Regions from separate parts of the Homo sapiens genome. Here region 2 is linked to region 1. Evidence: read pairs that join two places in POLR2A ChIA-PET (ENCODE). Cell type or tissue: OCI-LY7. All regions are shown on one strand. Each heading gives the region's core, and the rest is flanking DNA. Links, peaks and the distances in the headings are about the cores only. Region 1 overlaps LINC00598 (long intergenic non-protein coding RNA 598). Region 2 has its middle 56 kb from the start of LINC00598.

Region 1 (5,377 bases), core at 248-5,247:
AAAGAAATTTTGAGCATGAGGCTAGATGTGTCAAGGGAGCCATCCAGCCTTCAGGAACTATTCCACATCTTTCTGAAATCCAGGAAGGAAGGTTGTTGTCAGAGGAGCTATTCTGAACCAGAGGCCAACTGTGACTTCATATGTGAGGATCGTGAACTAGCTTTCCAAATAGAACTGAATCCGTGGCCTGCTCACTGGCATAAACCCTCCTCGCCTTGGATGAAAGGAGAGTTGGTCACAAGACCATATTTAGCTCACAAAAAATTCACTCCAACTCAGAACTCAGCAGCACCAACAACCCAAAGCCAAGATGTAGCTGCCCCGAAGAGAAAACTTCCCCTTTACTAAAATCATACTTGGAAGTCTGTGTGATACACCAACTCTCCCAACTCAATTCCGATCAAGTCAAAATTCTTGGTCTTAGAATTGGGGGGCAAATGAAACGTGAGGATTAGGACCAAGCCACACGTGCCTAAGCATTCCCTCCAATTTCTCTCACAGGCCCTAAAGTGGTGGGAGAAGAGAGGGAGGGCCAGGTGGCCTGAAGCCATTCCAAACGGCTCAGGGGGGTCAGTGTGATCTTACTCCATTACTCCATCTCTCTGCTGCAAAACCAGATGGAGCTGGTCACGACAGGATGTGGAGACAAGATATTCCAAATGGAGGAAACCAAAAGAGTGAACACCCTGAGCCAGGAAAGCATGACACTCTAGAACAGCAAGGCCAGAGGAGCTCAAGCAGAGGGAGGGAATGAAGCCAGAGGGCATGAGATGAGGGCTGGGGGCTTGACACTCCAGGTGAGGGGTTTGGGTGGATGTGTCTGTGTCTGTCTGTGTTTTAGGTGAAACGAGGTGGGAGGTGAAGAAGCTGTGGATTAGGGTGGCAACGGTGGGAGTCCCACCTGGGGCTCTACTTGAGCAAGACCACCAGGGTAGAACCAGTGCGACCTGCTAAACAAATGGATATGGGGGAGAGAGGAAGAGGAACAAAGAAGCCATGTGGGACTGGGGCCTGGGCAGAGGGGATGCCATTGACCAAAAACAGGGAGACAGAGGACCCTGCCAGGGTCAAGATCCATACAAAAGGTATTTTGCACTCGTGGAGGTTGAGATGCGTGTTATCCATCCAGGTGGCAAGGGACACACAGCACCCACCCCACTATTTTGCCACCAGCGAATGAACATTCATTGAGCATCTGCTGAGTGCCAGCACTTTGCTGCACACCACACAAGCACGTATGCCTTCTATCCCTGAATTGCTCAGGAAGGTTAACACAGTGACTGGTTCCATTACACCTTTTAAATATCAGAGACTCAAAGGAATTAAGTAATACAGGGTCCCCAACCCCCCAGGCTGTGGCCAGGTACCAGTATGTGGCCTGTTAGGAATGGGCCGCACAGCAGGAAGTGTGAGAGCGTGACCACCTGAGCTCCGCCTTCTGTCAGATCAGCAGCGGCATTTGATTCTCATAGGCGCGCAAAATCCTATTGTGAACTGTGCGTGGGAGGGATCTAGGTTTCACGCTCCTTATGAGAATCTAATGCCTGACGATCTGAGGTAAAACAGTTTCATCCCAAAACCATCCCCCCACTGCCACCCCAACCCCAGTCTATGGAAAAATTGTCTTCTATAAAACCAGTCCCTGGTGCCAGAAAGACTGGGGACCGCTGAAGTAATGTAATATATCCAATGTGATCTAGCTAGAAAGTGACAGGCAGCATTTCAACCCAGGGCCTTTGGCTCCAGAGTGCTTAACCAACACTCCATGCTGCCAACCCAATGACACCTTTTATTTCCCCAAAATCTGCAACATCAGCCTCTTTAAGTTGCAGTGTTGGGGGAGCACGTGAGCATCACGTGCCCACTGACAGCCAGGATGGACTTAGCTGAGCTGCACTCTCACTTGGGGTACAGTTGGTTGGTGCTTCTGAATCACCAGGCGGGAGGTGGTGGGGCCCAGTGGTTGACCACAGTCCCAGGGGGAGGGAGAGAAGCAGTGACTCCACCAAAGCAGTGGCTCCACCACCATCATCCTGGAGACACACGGGCTGAGTGGCCCCCACGCTTCCAGGACACCTGTGGGTGAAATGGCTGAGCCCAAAGATTGCCACAGCTTTTCCTAGCCTGAAGCTCCAGGTTTAACAACTGGTACTGCTCTGCAAAAGCAGAAGAGCTTGACCAATGATGAGCCTGAAGAGGCAGAGAGAGAGAATCGTAGCCATCTAGATTAATTTGAAAAGTACCTAGATGCCTGAATCCCCCACCAGAGGGTCACCTTCCCCGCTACCTCCTCTCATTAAAGATTAACTTCAGTGATGATTTAAACAATCAATGTGAGGACTGTGCCTTCAAAATTTCCCAATCACAGTACCTGGGAGGCTATACTACCTGATAAGAAACCTCATGCCGGATTAAAATTGCAGCTACTATGTGTGGAGCACTTACTGTACATAGAGACTATCCTAAGTGATTTCCATATATTAGGACAGCAACCCTGTGAGCTAAATTCTATCATCATCCCTGCTTTTCAAATGAGGAAACTGAGACACAGAAAGGGTAAGTAACTCACCCAAGGCCACCTGGGTAGCAAATGGCAGAACCCGAATCTGAGCCCAGGCAATCTGACCATGCTCATCACCGCTGTGCCTGCCTGCCTGCATCTTGCTTACTCCTGTGATCAGCAGTCAGGGCCTTCCTCAAGACCTGTTTTGAGCTGTATCCCAGCTCAGAAAAGAATGTCTTGATCCATCCAGAAGAATGTCCTTAAGGTCAATGTTTGTGATCACACTGAAGCTCAATCAGGACACAGGGCAGTCAGATGTGCTGGCTTACTGTGCGAGCCCAGGACACCTAAAAGGCTCTGTCAAATCTAGTACAGGTACAGAACCTTCGAGAGAGGACCCAGACAGTATACAGGTGTACAAAGATGAGCAAACAATTGGGGTTTGATTAACATATTTCAGTGTGGACTGTAACACCAGCAGCAGGGCTCAGGGAAGCTATAACACAGAAACTTACTTCAGGAACCTTCCCCACTTCCTATGCTCCTTCTCTCTTCTGTGGTAATCTCTCTTACTACTGTTAAAGAAAAATGATTCAATGGTACTTGTTAAAGCATGGTAAGGCAGGCCCGGGCACAGTGGCCCACACCTGTAATCCCAGCACTTTGGGAGGCCAAGGCGGGCAGAACGCCTGAAGTCAGGAGTTCGAGACCAGCCTGGCCAACATGGCGAAACCCTGTCTCTAATAAAAATCAGACGGGAGTAGTGGTGGGTACCTGTAATCCCAGCTACTTGGGAGGCTGAGGCAGGAGAATTGCTTGAACCTGGGAGGCAGGCAGAGGTTGCAGTTAGCCGAGATCATGCCACTGTGCTCCAGCCTGGGCCACAGAGAAAAAAAAAAAAAAGAGCATGATAAGGCAGACATTATCAGAACCATCATGATAGGTATGAGGACCACTGCAGTGGGGCCTGGTGGTGGGGGAGAACTTAGGCTCAACTCCAAATACAGCATGGACAAATGGGAATTTACAGCCAAGGAGCAGAGTGGGGGTCGATGAATGGAAAATTACTAAGAGGAAACATCAGGGATAAGGGGGACTGTGGCTAAACCGACCTAACAGGATTCTTCCTGAATATAGCCCAGGGTGACCAGACATCACCTAGGGATGGAGGAAGATGATGAGCCTGATTAGATACAAGGGTGAACAGATATGGAGGATGGGAGCTCTTGATAAACTCACTGATTAGGGCTCTTTGTTAAAACGGATTTTACAAGGAAGTGCACAGATGGCCTAGGAAAACGTTGAGGAGTTGGACTACAGCTTGGCCAAGCAGAGAATCTTTGTCCCTATTCACATACAGTGTATTCATCTCTCACCCTACCCCTCATCAGAACGAGGATCCCTCCCGGGCATCTTCACCCAAATGAAGGCATCTCTAACTATGGAACTTTAAGTACTGACCAGCCTTTACTAGTGCTACCATTTGTTGGGCATTTGCTTTGTGTGCTAAGTGCTTTACAAATGTTATTTTATTCCATGGCCCTCACTTCATTTGACCACCAACAACCCTTAGCACAGCTGAAGACTCCATCCTCCTTAAACTCTTTCATCACTTGGCTTCCCAAATACCACCTTCCTTGTTCTTCCTCCCACCCAACTGGCTGTTTACTCTTGTGCTAGCTCCTCTTCATCTCCCTGACCCCCAAATGTTGGCAGGACCCAGGCTCAGGTCTCTTCTCTATCCACAGGCACCCCATATGCAATGCTGTCCAGTCTAAAAAGGTTGTAATTGCTTTGTCCAAATTTATATCTCCTTCCTGACTTCACTCCCTGAATCCCAATCTTTTAGTTCCAACTTCCAACTTAACGTCTCCATTTCTCTATCTAACAGGCATTTCATGTGGTCAAAATGGAACTTTTGCTACCACCCTTCCATCCATGTCTTCCCCAGCTCAGTCTACAGCAGTTCCATTCTTGCAGTAGCTCAGACCAAAAAACTTGCATCATCCTTGATTCCTTCCTTTCTTTCTCATCCTATATCCAACCCAGAAATCTGGTCAACTCTGTCTTTAAAACCAATCCAGCCGAGCACAGTGGCTCGTGCCCGTAATCCCAGCAGTTTGGGAGGCCGAGGTGGTCAGATCACCTGAGGTCAGGAGTTCGAGACCAGCCTGGCCAACATGGTGAAACCCTGTCTGTACTAAAAATACAAAAATTAGCTGGGCGTGGTGGCGGGCGCCTGTAATCCCAGCTACTAGGGAGGCTGAGGCAGGAAAATCACTTGAACCTGGGAGGCAGAGGTTACACTGAGCCAAGATTGTGTCACTGCACTCCAGCCTGGTCAACAGAGCGAGACTCCGTCTCCAGAAAAAAAAAAAAAAAAAAAAAAAAACCTGATCCACAGTCAACCATTTTGTCACCTCCTCTGCAACATTCTGGTCCAGACTCCGTCATCTGTCCTAACTCATCTTGTGGCTGCCATGTCTGCAGAGTCAGTCTATTCTCAACTCAGAAGCCAGCGTCATCCTTTTTAAATATAATGCAGATCACATCCCTGCTCTGCTCAAACTCCTCCAGTGGTTTCTGAGCTACCTCCAGGAAGAATCCAAAGTCCTTAACCATGGCCTGGAATACTCTGTGTAGCTCTCAGATAGCTCTGCCCTCGAATCCTGCTGCCCTCCCAGCTCACTGCACTGCAGCCTCTTCTCTGCTGCCACAAAGCCTTCATACTTGGTGTTCCTTCTGCAAGGAAGAGTCCTTTCTCAAGTCTCCAGACAGCTCATTCAGTTCATTCAGGCAGACTCTCCTTGACCACCCTATCTACAGTAGCAACTGGGATGTGCACACACACACTCACACACCCTCACCATACTC
Region 2 (5,377 bases), core at 326-5,325, 64 kb after region 1:
CAGGAGGTCAAGGTTGCAGCGAGCCGAGATCGCGCCACTGCACTTCAGCCTGGGCAACAGAACGAGACTCCGTCTCAAAAATAAATAAATAAATAAATGGTTGCATGAACATCAAAGCTTACATATTCACGAGTAATGTTATTTAAGTTTACACTAAAAATGGGTGAATTTATGATATGTAAATTATACTTCAATGAAGCTGTTAAACAAAAAAGGCACTTCCTAAAAATTGAAAGTGACACCTGTCAGGTGAGTAACAGGTTTTTTCATATCTGAGTGTGGATATCAGTCGCTTGCTCTGGACACAGAGCCAAAGAAAATGCTGAACACATTCTCTGGATTTATCTGAGTGACGCAACATAGCATGGTGGTAAAGAACGTGGCCTTCGGGGTTGGACAGATGGGCTGTGTTCAGCAAGCTTAAGTAAATGCTTAACCTTTCCAATCCCAGACTCCTCTTCAGGAAAACAGGAATAAAAACACCTTCCTTGCAGGACAGATGCAGGGATTAAATGAGGTAATGCAGTAAAGTTTGGCATCTAAGATTTCAACCCAAACCAGTGGCTATGATGGCTTCTAACACCAAGGCTTGCACAAGGAGACTGAACAAAAGGGGGACTTGCAGCGTGTTTCACTGGCCAAAAAAAATTAAAAATAGGCCGGGCACGGTGCCTCATGCCTGTAATCCCAGCACTTTGGGAGGCCAAGGTGGGCAGATCACGAAGTCAGGAGTTCAAGACCAGCTTGACCAAAATGGTGAAATCCCATCTCTACTAAAAATACAAAAATTAGCAGGCGTGGTGGCACATGCCTGTAATCCCAGCTACTCAGGAGGCTGAGGCAGGAGAATCGCTTGAACCCGGGAGGCGGAGGTTGCAGTGAGCCGAGATGGTGCCACTGCACTCCAGCCTGGGTGACAGAGCGAGACTTCGTCTCAAAAAATATTAAAAATAAAAATAAAAAAATAGAGCACTTGAGCTGCCAGATGACCTGGCAGGGCACACATCTGACGAAAAGAATTTTCCAGTGATGATTCTGAAATGATGAAGAAGTTTAAAAGAGCTTCAAAGGGCTGCGGCCGTGTCTCGAGCCCACACAGACCGGTCAGCCCTGTCACCTCCAGAACCGGCCTGGCACCATGGAAAGGGCACGGAAAGGGCTGCCAAAGCCGTCCTCGCGCCCACGCACGAAACCACCACCTCCGCAGCCGGGCCCAGCAGCTCCACTCCATCTCCCCTTTTCAAAATGAAGACCCTAAGATCTCCTTCGAGGAGATGAGCAGAAAGCCCAGCCGCAGAGCTGCGGACGCTAACGCCAGCGCCAAGCGGGTGCCGACACTCCCTGTGCTGTTCCGGCCCCACACCATCTGGAAAACAAGGTCGTCTTACCCTGTTTAGTCCATGAGGAAAGAAAGGCTCAGCTCAGGGAGGACATTTGCCCAAGGTTACATAACTGGTGGGTGCGCGGGCCAGGCCTGACATCGGGTCCACCCAGATGCCAACCTTCCTTACTGCTCCTCTCCAGCGCCTCAGCCAGCTCCCAGCCTGGGACCCAGAAAGGCCCAGAGCCCGCGCTCATGCCAGCACACGATATCTTCGGTACTAATCCCCGGATTTCATTAATCTCTATCACAGGTCCAAAGAGGAGGGGTCGCTGAGGCTGGGCTAATCTCCCTCCCGAGTTTGACTTCCAACTTTCCATGAAGGCCTTAGCCCTATTGCATCCCATGGGACCAAGTAAAAACCTTAGGCTCCCAGAAGATCAAGGGGATGTTTATCTGGCATCTAGGGATCAACTTCTGGAAGAAAAAAATACAGCAATATATCTAAATCCATTTCTTCAGGAAATTAATGAATGGAAGGGCTGCTCTTAGCAGAGTCTCCAGAACTGAATATGCAGAGGGCTTAAGGGTTCCTTTTCTAAGTAAGAGCTGTCTCACTGCTTCCTTTTTTTATTTTTTTTTTTTTTTTATTTTTTATTTTTGTGAGACAGGGTCTTGCTTTGCCACCCAGGCCGGAGTGCAGTGGCACAATCATGGCTCACTGTATCCTGGACCTCCTGGGCTCACACAATCCTCCTTCCTCAGCTCCCAAGTAGCTAAGACTACAGGCACGTGCCCCCACACCTGGCTCTTTTTTTTTTTCTTTCTTTCTTTCTTTTTTTTTTTTTTTTTTTTTTTTTTTTTTTTTTTTGTAGAGAGGGGGTTTCGCTATGTTTCCCAGGCTGGTCTCTAATTCCTGACCTCAAGTGATCCGCCCACCTTGGCCTCCCAAAGCGCTGGGGTTACAGGCGTGAGGTTACAGGCCAAGCCCTTAAATTATTCAAAGCTAAAGTTCTACTCCCAAGACCCCAAGGTTAACCGAAGTCCAGAAGTCCTCCGGTACCTGAAATACCTCACAGCTGCTAGGCTTTATGGCTGTTGTCAGACTGTTCAAACACAAACAGAGCCAAATATCCTGCCAGCCAGCACGGACCTGCTCCCAAGAATCATGTGTTATGGTTTCCATCACACCCAGCCATCAAGTCCTGTTTGAGCTTGTCATCCCTGCAAGCCATGTGACTGCTGGCACCTACCTGGGTCACATTTGCCTCTTCCCTTGGGACACAGCTTTTTGCAAAAAGGCCATAGCCACTTGCTAGGATGAGTCAGAAGTTCCTCAAATCTCCTGACACAACTCAGGGGCAAAGAGAAAGGGACAGCAAACAGGCCCAGCAGGGGCTGTCTAGCCATGACATAAGAAGCCAGCACATATCTTTAGAGGAGCGTTCAGCTCCGAATCCCAACCTGCTTCACAAACACCTGGGGCAAACTCCAGAGATGGCATTTCCACTGGCAATGACAGGAATCGGGCCAAACACCACACATCCCCCTGGACACTCTTGACGTTCAATACATTCACAGAAGCTTCCTTGACCACTCCTGGGCCCTGTGACCCTATCAGGCCAAGGAGCTGGTTCACAGAAAGTGAAAGATTCTGACAAGCAGAGTATTTTCCCTCTGAGCAGGTGTGGTTCCTCACTGAAACAGGAATCCTCTTTATTCCACAAGCGAGACACAGAACAAACAGTGCCCCAGGCCGGAGAACTGAGGCCAGACCTGCTTCCCAGGTGACCCCGGTGTCCACAAAATAAATGCCCCTGTAGGATGGGGATCATCCGCCTGCCTCTTTGCACACACTAGTCTCCTGGCCATTCTCCTGCGAAGGCCTCAACCTCCCAAAGCCCTTTAAAAGATAACATTTTTTCCATCCCCTTTTAATTATCTTGAGCCAATGGGGACAGGTTCAGACTCTGTCCCTGATTACTTTGATGGGTAAATCCCCTGCTGCTCGGCTGAGGAGGGCTCTCAGTAACCTCAGTCCAGCCATCCAGCTCCCCACAGCCCCGCCGCCAGGAAGAGCCTGGCTCCACAACCCCGTGCCAGGCCCTTGACTTCCAGCCAAGCGTACCCACTCACTCTTTTCCTGTGCTTTCCTGATTTTTAAAAGAGCTGGCACGGGGGCTCATGCTTGTAATCCTGGCACTTTGGGAGGCCAAGACCAGAGGATCTCTTGAGCCCAGGAGTTCGAGACCAGCCTGGCCAACATAGAGAGACTCCCATCTCTGCAAAACAATTAAAATAGAAAGATTATTGGGTGGGTGCAGCATACCAATATGGCACATGTATACATATGTAACAAACCCACACATTGTGCACATGTACCCTAGAACTTAAAGTATAATAATAATAATAATAATATATATATAAAAGATTATTGGGGCCAGACGTGGTGATTCATGCCTGTAATCCCAGCACTTTGGGAAGCTGAGGCAGGCAGATCATCTGAGGTCAGGAGTTCGAGACAAGCCTGGCCAACATGGTGAAACCCCATTTCTACTAAAAATACAAAAATCATCCAAGTGTGGTGGTGGGCTCCTGTAGTCCCAGCTACTTGGGAGGCTGAGGCAGGAGAATTGCTTGAACCCAGGAGGCAGAGATTGCAGCGAGTTGAGATCACGCCACTGCATTCCAGCCTGGGCAACAGAGCGAGACTCCCTCTCAAAAAAAAAAAAAAGATTATTGGGTGTGGTGGTGCGTACCTGTAATGCCAGACACTTGGGAGGCTGGGGCAGGAGAATCCATTGAGTGCAGGAGTTTGAGTCTGCAGTGAGCCATGACAGTGACACTGAACTCCAGCTGGGGCAACAGAGTGAGACTCTGTCTTGGGGAAAAAAAAAGTAGGAAAGAGAGTTTTTACATACCCTTCATCCAGCTTCTCCTACTGTTAATGACTTACATACTGATAGTACAATAATCAAAACCAAGAAATTAACTCTGGTATGATACTGTTACCTATACTTGGATTTCACCAGATTCTCCACTAATGTCTTCTTTTTCTGTTTCAAGATCCAATCCAGGATCCTTTGCTGCATTTATCCTCATGTGCTCTGCAAGCTGAGACAGTTCCTCTGTGTTTTCTTGTCCTTCAGGACCTTGACAATTTGTAAGAGTCCTAGTCAGATATTTTGTAGGATATCCCTTAACTTGGGTTTGTCTGATGTGTTTTCTCACCATTAAACAGGTTATACATTTCTGGCAAGATTCCCACAGAGGTGACGTGCCCTTTTCAGTGCATCATATAAGAAAGTATATGAGGAAACTGAGGCCCAAGAGCTTAAATAATTTCCTCAAAGGCAAATGGCTAATAATGGACAGAGCTGGTACTCAAGTTTGCACAACTAAAAAGGCGTTGGTCTTTTTACCTTTCCCTAACTTCCAGAATGTAGAAACCATACTTTAAGCAATATACAGGTTATGTAATACATGAAACACAGTGTGCTATATTATTGCAGGTACAATATGGATATACAGGCCAGGCGCGGTGGCTCACGCCTGTAATCCCAACACTTTGGGAGGCCAAGTAGGGTGGATCATTTGAGGCCAGGAGTTCAAGACCAGCCTGTCCAACATGGTGAAACCCTGTCTCTACTAAAAATACAAAAATTAGCCAGGCGTGGTGGCATGTGCCTGTAATCCCAGCTACTAGGGAGGCTGAGGCACGAGAATCACTTGAGCCTGGGAGGTGGAGGTTGCAGTGAGCTGAGATGGCACCACTGCACTCCAGCCTGGGCAACAGAGTGAGACCCTGTCTCAAAAAAAAAGTACATGATGTCGATTTATCTTACCACTGGTGATGATAATCTTGATCATTTGGCAAAAGTGGTATCTTCCAGGTTTTTCCACTGTAATCTCATTCTTTTCCCCCTTTATAATTAGAAAATATTTGAGGGGAGATGCTTTGTAGATTTGGAGATGCTTTGATTATGTAGATATCCTATTTCTCCCTTTTGCCCTCTAACTTACCATTCATCAGTAGATCTTTCTAAGGCAATTATT

What was found. ChIA-PET counts read pairs that join two places held together with the same protein. Peaks named below come from ENCODE experiments on the same cell type or tissue, not always from the same donor. Only the 100,000 strongest peaks of a DNase experiment are listed, where the experiment ranks them.
Region 2: POLR2A ChIA-PET joins it to region 1 with 22 read pairs; 3 of 35 experiments call an interaction of 5 or more read pairs at or near these places.

What each region holds. Positions count from the first base shown.
Region 1 is chr13:40,470,717-40,476,093 of GRCh38, forward strand. LINC00598 (long intergenic non-protein coding RNA 598) reads right to left here. Exons shown (of 7, transcript NR_024507.3): 2 at 3,278-3,379. Among named protein-coding and RNA genes, the nearest start is that of LINC00598, 7.6 kb to the right of the region's middle. In OCI-LY7, for the core only: a CTCF peak has its summit at 2,259; no DNase peak of the experiment used is centred there.
Region 2 is chr13:40,534,278-40,539,654 of GRCh38, forward strand. No RefSeq gene overlaps it. Among named protein-coding and RNA genes, the nearest start is that of LINC00598, 56 kb to the left of the region's middle. RefSeq lists a silencer at 3,295-3,589. In OCI-LY7, for the core only: no CTCF peak of the experiment used is centred there; a DNase peak (open chromatin) is centred at 2,567; H3K4me3 peaks cover 68 bases.